2 separate regions of the Homo sapiens genome follow, and region 2 is linked to region 1. Evidence: chromatin loops called from intact Hi-C (ENCODE). Cell type or tissue: heart left ventricle. All regions are shown on one strand. Region 1 overlaps ITPK1 (inositol-tetrakisphosphate 1-kinase). Region 2 overlaps ITPK1 (inositol-tetrakisphosphate 1-kinase).

What was found. Hi-C counts contacts between places; a loop is a spot of excess contacts. Peaks named below come from ENCODE experiments on the same cell type or tissue, not always from the same donor. Only the 100,000 strongest peaks of a DNase experiment are listed, where the experiment ranks them.
Region 2: it touches region 1 in a loop (2.1-fold over the local background); 9 of 110 quality-filtered maps call a loop at or near these places.

Annotation. Positions count from the first base shown.
Region 1 is chr14:93,041,438-93,045,437 of GRCh38, reverse strand. All of the region lies in intron 3 of ITPK1 (inositol-tetrakisphosphate 1-kinase), which reads left to right. Among named protein-coding and RNA genes, the nearest start is that of ITPK1-AS1, 24 kb to the left of the region's middle. In heart left ventricle, no CTCF peak of the experiment used is centred here; DNase peaks (open chromatin) are centred at 702 and 1,707; H3K27ac peaks cover 3,902 bases.
Region 2 is chr14:93,091,150-93,095,149 of GRCh38, reverse strand. The region is part of intron 2 of ITPK1 (inositol-tetrakisphosphate 1-kinase); the gene reads left to right. Among named protein-coding and RNA genes, the nearest start is that of ITPK1, 23 kb to the left of the region's middle. RefSeq lists an enhancer at 2,471-2,978. In heart left ventricle, no CTCF peak of the experiment used is centred here; a DNase peak (open chromatin) is centred at 2,370; H3K27ac peaks cover 2,283 bases.

The DNA of each region.
Region 1 (4,000 bases):
TGATTTGCTGTAGAGTCTTTGTTATGGGGCAGGGGCAGCATAGCCTACTTCCAGCCTCTCAGTCTGCGGCAGTGCTCTTCAGGGTCACCAGGGGAGTTGAATTAAAAGGCCACTCTGACCTGGCCTCTGTGGTTTCCTGGCCGGCTGCATGGACCAGCCCTCAAGCGCTGCGGGAGGCAGAGCTGCTGACTGGCAGGGACAGGGGCCTGAGGTCTTGCCCAGAGGGGTAACTGGCCTCTGCTTATTTGTGAGAGGTGAGGCTTGGAGGTTTGGTTTGATCTTGATGCCCTGTGCCTGCAAGGGCAAGGAACCAGTGCCTGGTGACTTGGAACTAAGGCACAGACTTCCATTTCAGGCTCAAAAGCAGCATGGCACTGGGCTGCAAAGTCAGGGATCTGGTTCTTTAAGGTAGATCTTACAGGAGGGAGACCTTAAATGCCCCTTTCTTCCTGATCTGACAGATCCTAGAGCCCTGGGGCCTGCCCTGGCCAGGAGTCCTGGTGCTAAACCCTGTCAGGTTGGTGGGGAAAGGGCATTTAAGGCCCTTACCCTGTTAAGATATATCCTAAAGAACCACAACCCTGACTTGCGGCCCACGCTAGTCCGTCACGGTGTCGGGTTTTTCTTGCTTCTTCCTCTTCCTCCTTTGCTAGCCTTGGTGCTTGCGGTGGCCCTTCTGGCCAGGCCATAGACAGAGGCCACACCCTTCTTCCCTCTCTGCCGTGTTGCTGTCCGCTGGGCCACTGTCCCACCTCCTCTGAGATCTACAGCCCCACAGGGTTGGGTGATGGTTGTCGCCACATTGGTCAGTTCTGCATCTGGGTCAGTCCCAGGGGCTTGCATGGCTGGCTGTCAGTCCTTTACCTGGGGGGCCCTGTGGCTCATCCGTGGCCCTCGAGTTCCAGAGTTTCCATCTGCTGCCAGGCCGAGTGCAGCATCCTCACCAGCTTCACAGCCAAGCAGAGGGATGCCAGTGTTCGGCCTAGGCTTCGGTTTAATTTTTATGCTAGACTTTCTCAGTAATCGCCAGCACAAACTTATTCATGGTCCCTTCCTTGTGTCTGGATTTCAGCTTTCCTATCTCTGCGGAGGGGGTTGGACCAGATTACACGTGGGTGACTCAGATATACCTGGGCCTGCATGCAATCTGTTTGGCCCACACAGGAATTTTACATTCTTTCCTTTGAATTTGTTGCCAGTGTTTAAGCTGGTTGCCCCTTAGGCCCCACCATTCTCTGTTGTCCCACACCACCAGCCTCATGGTTTACATTTGCCCCATGGGCGCTTCAGTTTGTGACCCTCCATTTGCTCCTAGGACCCCCTCCTCACCTCCCCCCCAACCCCTCCCACCTGAATTCCTCAGTACCCTCTGGCTCTGTCTTCCCAGGGTGATGGGACAGAAGAGGAGGGAGGCTAGAGCCTAGCCATCCACAAGCCGGGTTCCAGAATGGTTGGATTTGAGAAATCTGGTGAAGGGGAAAAGATTTTTCATTTGCCCAGAACTCAGGGTAGTGGACTTGGGGCAGTAAAGGTCTCAGGAACAGAGTTGAAGCCAGAACTGTAGGAAGATGTGTATTGGGGCCTTCAGGTGGGCGGCAGGAGAGGAAGGGTGGGGCTGTGGTCTGGGAAGGGCCTCCTGCAGGATGCCAGCCTGCCACCAATGAGGGGAAGGAGAACGGTGGCCTGGGCATGACGTGCGCTTGGAACAGATTCCTGGTGACACCACCCCCAGCCTTGGGGCTTAAAGATTGTGGTGTAATCCAAGCTTGTTTTAATCAAGCCACAGATAAGAATGAGCCAGGCTGAGGCTGGCTACGGCCTGAGTGCACATTCCTGCCTGGTGCACTTTGTTCTTCATGTAGGTGGGGCTGGGCGGGGCAGGGAGGCTGCCCTGCTGCCTTGGACCCAGGATGGCATTTCCCCTGCTTGACAGGGACACTTGGAATTTCCTGTTGGAAGTAGCCCCAAAGGAAAGAGTGCCTGATGGGTTGAGCCTTGGATGTGTTCGGTGCTTTCTGCAGTGACTCCACAGAGCACTGGGCTTTTGCAGTCTCTACTGTGCTGTCTTCGGCTTTCCCACTGGTATTTCCTGCCCTCAGAAATCCACCTGCCCCACATCTCTTTTCTCCCCTTCTGTCTGTGCACATAAACTGGGGTGGATTTCAATCCGATCTCCTTAGCTGTGTGATCTTGGGCAAGTTATTTTGCTTCTCTGAGCCCCAGCTTCTGGTTCTGTGTGTGCTGTGAAACCACCTGTGGCCCACGTGGCCAATCCTGGGTCAATATTTTTTTAACCAATGACAAGAAGTTTCTAAGGGTTTTCCCCAAAGTGTGGGCCTCGGTGGGGAGCTGGCAGTAGCTGGATGAGAAAGAGTTTGGACTTCAAGTCAATTTGTAGAGTTAAGATTGAAACTTTTTTTTTTGAGACAGTCTCGCTCTGTCACCAGGCTGGGGTGCAGTGGTGCGATCTTGGCTCACTACAACCTCCGCCTCCTGGGTTCAAGCTATTCTCTTGCCTCAGCCTCCCGAGTAGCTGCGATTGCAGGTGCACGCCACCATGCCTGGGTAATTCTTGAGTTTTTAGTAGAGATGGGGTTTCACCATGTTGCTCAGGTTGGTCTTGAACTCCTGACCTCAAGTGATCTGCCCACCTTGGCCTCCCAAAGTGCTGGGATTACAGGTGTGAGCCACCGCAGCCAGCCATGATTGAAACTTTAATTTCCTTCTCCTTGTCCGAGGCCCTTCTCCCTTTCTTTGCCCACCAGTTTCTCCCTCTGAGCGCTGCAGCCACCCCACAAGCCCCAGTGCCCTGTCAGGCCCATCAGGACATGCAGGTGGGGCACTGGCCTGAGTTTTGGATCTTTGCTTCAAAGCCGTGTTAAGTCCAGCTCTGCCTTGTCCCAGTTCCCAGCCCTGTCGCTGTTAGGGGTATCCGATCAGCACCCTCAAAACTAGAGAGATCGCAGCCTCAAACAAATCCTTTTGGCAAATGGCTGCATGTTAGGAGGGTTTTGGTGACCCAAACATGTGCCAGGCATGTTCCAAAACCCCCAGCATCAAGGCCCACTCAGGGATTAGGGTCGAAGCTGCTTGGCTGGGGAGAGAGGGACTGTTTTTGTTCTTAGCCACTTTCTGTTCACATATGGCTATCATTCACTGAATGAACGTTTACTAGAACAGCAGGGTGGCGGAGTAGAGAAAACGTGTTTCCAGTTTGCTGTACCTGTGTCAGAATCTTGGATTTGTTACTGTGAGATTCAGGGCACTTGAGTCATTTGTTCTCTAGAAGGTTAATTTCCTCAACTTATAAAATAACTTGATTTGTACCTCCTGCAGTGGGTGTTGTGAGGACTGGGTGAGAGGAAGTCTGTGAGGACCCAGCATGACACCTGCACATGGCAGCTGTGTGGTAGGCGGTCACTGCTGTTGTCATTTAGTAGGTGGCCCTTAGGATTAGACACCGCGGGGGACACAGGCTGGGTGAGATAGGGTCCTTGCTACCAGGAACATATGGTTAACAGGGGGCTGCAGGATAGATTTGCTGTGTTTTGGGAGTTCCTAGCATCTGAACCCCCTCTGAGTTTACATCTGAGGATTCTCTTCCATATGTATCTTGGAGGCCAGACAGGAAAGGCCAGGAACTCTTGTCACCTGTAGTGCTGGGTGCGAGCACAGGACTGGGGCCTGCCAGCCAGACCCACCCCCTGGTGCTGGGATTCAGGAAGCAGGACAGGGAGCATTCGTCATGGTGGCTCAGTGGCAGAGGCAGGTGCCAGATGGGATGCTGAGCCCTGTGTGCCCGGGTGTGGGCTGGGCAGGGGCCTTGCCTGCCTGCCTGCCTGCCACAGGGCCTACTTTCACTGTGCTTCTCTGGGTGAACAGCCTCCCTGGCAGAGGCCCGGTTTCTGAGCGTGGCTCTCCCAGCTTCCTGTGTTTTCTGACCTGCACAGTGGCCTTTTAGTGAGGTCCCTTGCTGCTCAGGTCAGCCCCAGGAAGGTTC
Region 2 (4,000 bases), 50 kb before region 1:
GGGGTGCTGGAGCACCGAGTTCCTCCTGCACCCCGGGAGCCCAGTTGGTGCGGAGACAGAGACAGGAGGTGAAGTGTTAGATGAACTCTGCTCGAGGAACAGAGCAAGTTTCTCTATCTGGGAAGATGGAAGAAAGCTTTCCACAGGTGGTGACCCTTGAGAGGTATGTTTGAGGGCGCAGGGAGCTCGCTCACGGACAGGTATGGATGGAAGGTAGTGGAGAAAGCGGGCAAGCCTGTGCCAAGGCGTGACGCTGTGGAGCCAGGAGTCCTTCAACACGGACTCTGGGCATGTAGGGCCGGTGCAGATGGGTGGCTGTGGGGAGCCCCTGGAAGCCTGGGCTGAGAGCCTCTAGGAAGCAGTGGGCTGGCTGTGGGAGGAACACCCCTGCCTCTCCCTGTGCCTGCAGTGGGTCCCGTCCCCACGCTGTGACTGCCAGGTGTGGACACATGCTCGTCAAGTGGTGAAGAACGTGGAGCCGGTGGGCTCACCGGCTTGGGGCCTGGCTGCCTCACTGGGAAGCTTGGTGGCCCTGGGAGGTCATTGAGTGTCCCTAAGCTTCCGCCAGGGAGATGATCGTAGGGCTGGTGTGAGGGGAGATGAGGAGTCTGTGTCTAGCACCCAGCACAGGGCATGCACTGATAAAATGATGGCTTCACCCGGCTCCCAGGGGCCACGTCCAGCTGACAGCTCCTTGGTGACTTAGCTGTATGGGTGGTGTGCAGCTGGCACTGCTTGCTGGTCTGGGGGAGACATCCTAGGCTGGCCTGTGGAGGACGTTCCCTCTCAGCCTCCTCTGAGCCATGGGCATAGGTGAGTTTTCAGAAAAGCCCATACCGACGGTGATTCAGCTCTGCTTCTTGCTTCCTTCTGTCTTATTCTTAAGTCACCCACAGGGCAGCCACCTGCCAGTGTCTGTCCTCCAATCCCCTGCTCCAAGGAACTGCTCTAGGCAGGGAAGAGAGAGGAGGAGGAGGCCCCGCATATCCTCGGGTAGAACGGAGGAGGAAACTGAGGCTCCTCACAGAGGTTAACTAACCTCTGCTAGACCACCCAGGTGTAAGAGCTGGGATGCCCCCAGACCCTCCCTTCTCCCGGGAGCGGTGGAGCCGAGGCGGTGGGGGCCTGGCTGGAGCGCCCCAGGAGCTGAGAGAAGTTTAGTCCACCTGGAGCTTGGCAATCGGGGTGAGGATCCCTTTGAGGCCGGGTTGCACAGGATCCTATAAGCCATCATTGTACACGCTTGGGCTTTGCCCTGAAGGCTGGGGGAGCCATAGCAGTTGTGTGAGGTTGGCTGCTGGGTGGAAGCCAGGGGCTTGTGGGATTGGAGGGGGAGGCTGCTGCGATTGTCCAGGCAGTGGTGGTCTAGATCGTGCAGTGGTGGTGGATATCAACTCTTCAGAGTCCATCCAGGTCTGAGGACTCATTAGCAACCTCGGCTATTCCTCGACTACTCAGGATGTTGTCTGTATGGGGCCGGTGGCCTCAGCACTCCTGGTTCCTCAGCATCGCCACGCCCTCTGTATCCACGGACTCAGAATCTGTGTTTTAACAAGACCCCCAAGAGGTGCCAGTACACACGGCACATTCATGTTTGCAAACACTGGTTTAGGGAACCTGTTGACCTCAGCGCAGGGCTGAGGGGGGAAGAAAGGACTGAGGTCAAGGCCTGACTTCATGAGGAAGGGGAGGTTGGGGAGCGGGGGAAGAGGAGATGATGTCGGAGCACTCAGACTTCTGACTGGGAGGAGGGCTACATCACCCCACGCCAGGGGCGGCTTGAGGACTAGTGCAGTTATAACACAAAGGGCCGAAACGGCCTGGCCGCTGGGGCAGGGCAGAGAGCTGGGCTCCACAGGGCAGCCTGCACACCCCATCTCTGCCCTTGGAGGCCCTAGAACCCTGTGGACCCTGTCCTTTGTCCTTTCTGCCGTGTCCATGTAGGTGTGGGTCGTGTCTGCCCCACAGGTTGGGTATTTGCCGTTGTGCTGTCAGCAGATGGGTGTTGAGCCCATGCAGGCCTGGACTTGGTCACAGAACGGCATCCTGCTTGTTGAGTAGCCATCCTGGTCATGAGGGGTCATGTGGTAATGAGTGTATGGAGAGCTGGGGGCGTCATTGTGAAGACCAAGTGAAGCAGCAGTCGGATCTGGGACAGAGGTTCCTCTAGGGAAAGACTATTATGGTCTGGGGCACCCTGGAGGCACGCGCCGTGGCTGGAGGGTGGGTGAGTCTGTGGCTGGTGGGTTCGGCTGAGGCAGGGGAGTGCGCTCTTCAGCCCAGCCCCCTGGCCTGGGCCCTGCCGTGCTGGAGTCTCCTGGTGCCTGGAGGCTGAGTCGAATGCAGTGGGGCTGGGCAGAGGGTGCCCTGGCTGTCGTGGGGTGGAAGCTTGGCTGACCCAGTGGACATCAGCCAGGACCACATTAGGCCCAGCTTTGGCTGGGTTCCCCACAGCTGTGCCCAACGGCATCCCTGGCCTCCACCTACTGGATGCCAGTACTACTCTCGTCTTCCAAGAATGTCTGCAGGTACTTCCAGATGTCCTCTGGGTGGGGGGTAAAATTGCTCCGTTGAGGGCCAGTGCTGGCTGAGGGTTCTTCATCATTCCCTTCTGGTCCCAGCCTGGCTGCACTGCCACCTGGCGAGCTCTGTTTCCAGGCAGTGGGTCAGGCCTGCTTTGGGGGCTGGCATGCTGTCCTCCCTCACCCATGTCAAGGCCCGTGTAGCCATGTGCTGACATGTGCTTGATGTGACCTGGGAGTCAGAGCGCCTGGCTTCCTGCTCCAGGCTTCCGTGGTGCCGTAAGGACCTCAGGTCTGGGGGTCAGGAGGCCTGGATGGAAAATCCTGGCACTCTGGTCCTTGTAGGGGACCCTGAGCCTCGATTTTGCATCTTTGGCGTGGGGCTGTGGTAGCCTTTCCATGGGTGCTGGTGGAGGCTGCGAATGCCAGTGTGCCCACCCTCCCCATGCTGGGCTTAGCGTGGGTGCCTGGTGACAGTGTGTTAATCTCCCCTTGACTTCTCTGTGACCTCAGATAAGTCCCTCTCAGTTCTGGGCCTTGCTTATAAAAGGGTTCTTGGGCTCTCTTCTGTGTAAAAAGTGGGGAATGAGGTGGAGAGCCTGGGGGACAGGGGAGTCATGGGGTTGGACACCGTGCCAGAGCCTGTGGTGCTTTAAAATCAAGGCTCAAACCCAGGGTCCTGAAGAGGGCCGAGCAGCAGCTGAGGTCCGAGTGCACCCGGCCTGCCAGTGCTGCCCAGGAGTGGCGCCTCCCGTCATCCCTCACGCCCAGCAAGGACCCAGTGTGACAAGAGCATGGAGTCTGGACCTGGCAGAGCTAGGTTTGCCTCCTTGCTCTTCTATGACTAGCTGCATGGCTCCTGGAGCCTGTCTGAGCTTCAGGTGCCACACCTGAAGACTGAGGTTAAATGGGAGGCGGGGAGGAGCTGGTGACACTGACTGGATGCCACTATGTGCCAGCCTCATTCATTCCACCCTCTGGCAGTGTCCTGAGTTACATGCCCAGCCACCGTGCTATTTTCCAGGCCGGAAAACCGAGGTGTAGAGCCCAGCACTCGGCGTAGGAGGCACACAGCAAGTGAAGCCATCCTTGTTGACATGAGCTGGTTGCTCTTGGCATTTGAGTCTGAATATCAAAGGCCCTGAAGATTAAAAAGAGAGAATGAAGAATGATGTGCCTGGTGCCTTCTTGGGAAGAGCCCGAGGCCAGCTGTGGAGGGGAGCAAGACTGGTTCTGGGCTGGGCTTCCTGGCCTGGTGCTTTCCTGGGCAGCTGGAAGTGCTTCTGTGGGAGCTGTCTGGCCCTGGCGCCGTTGTTGGCTTCATTATTTTTTGCCTGCAGGGGCCTGAGTATTCTGTACTGACGGGAAAACATTTGTTGGGCTGACGCTGTAATCACACCACAAGGGACACTTGAAATTATATCTGTATTTGGGAAGCTAATTTTAAAGAACTTTTTCTCTTCATAATTATATGCAAT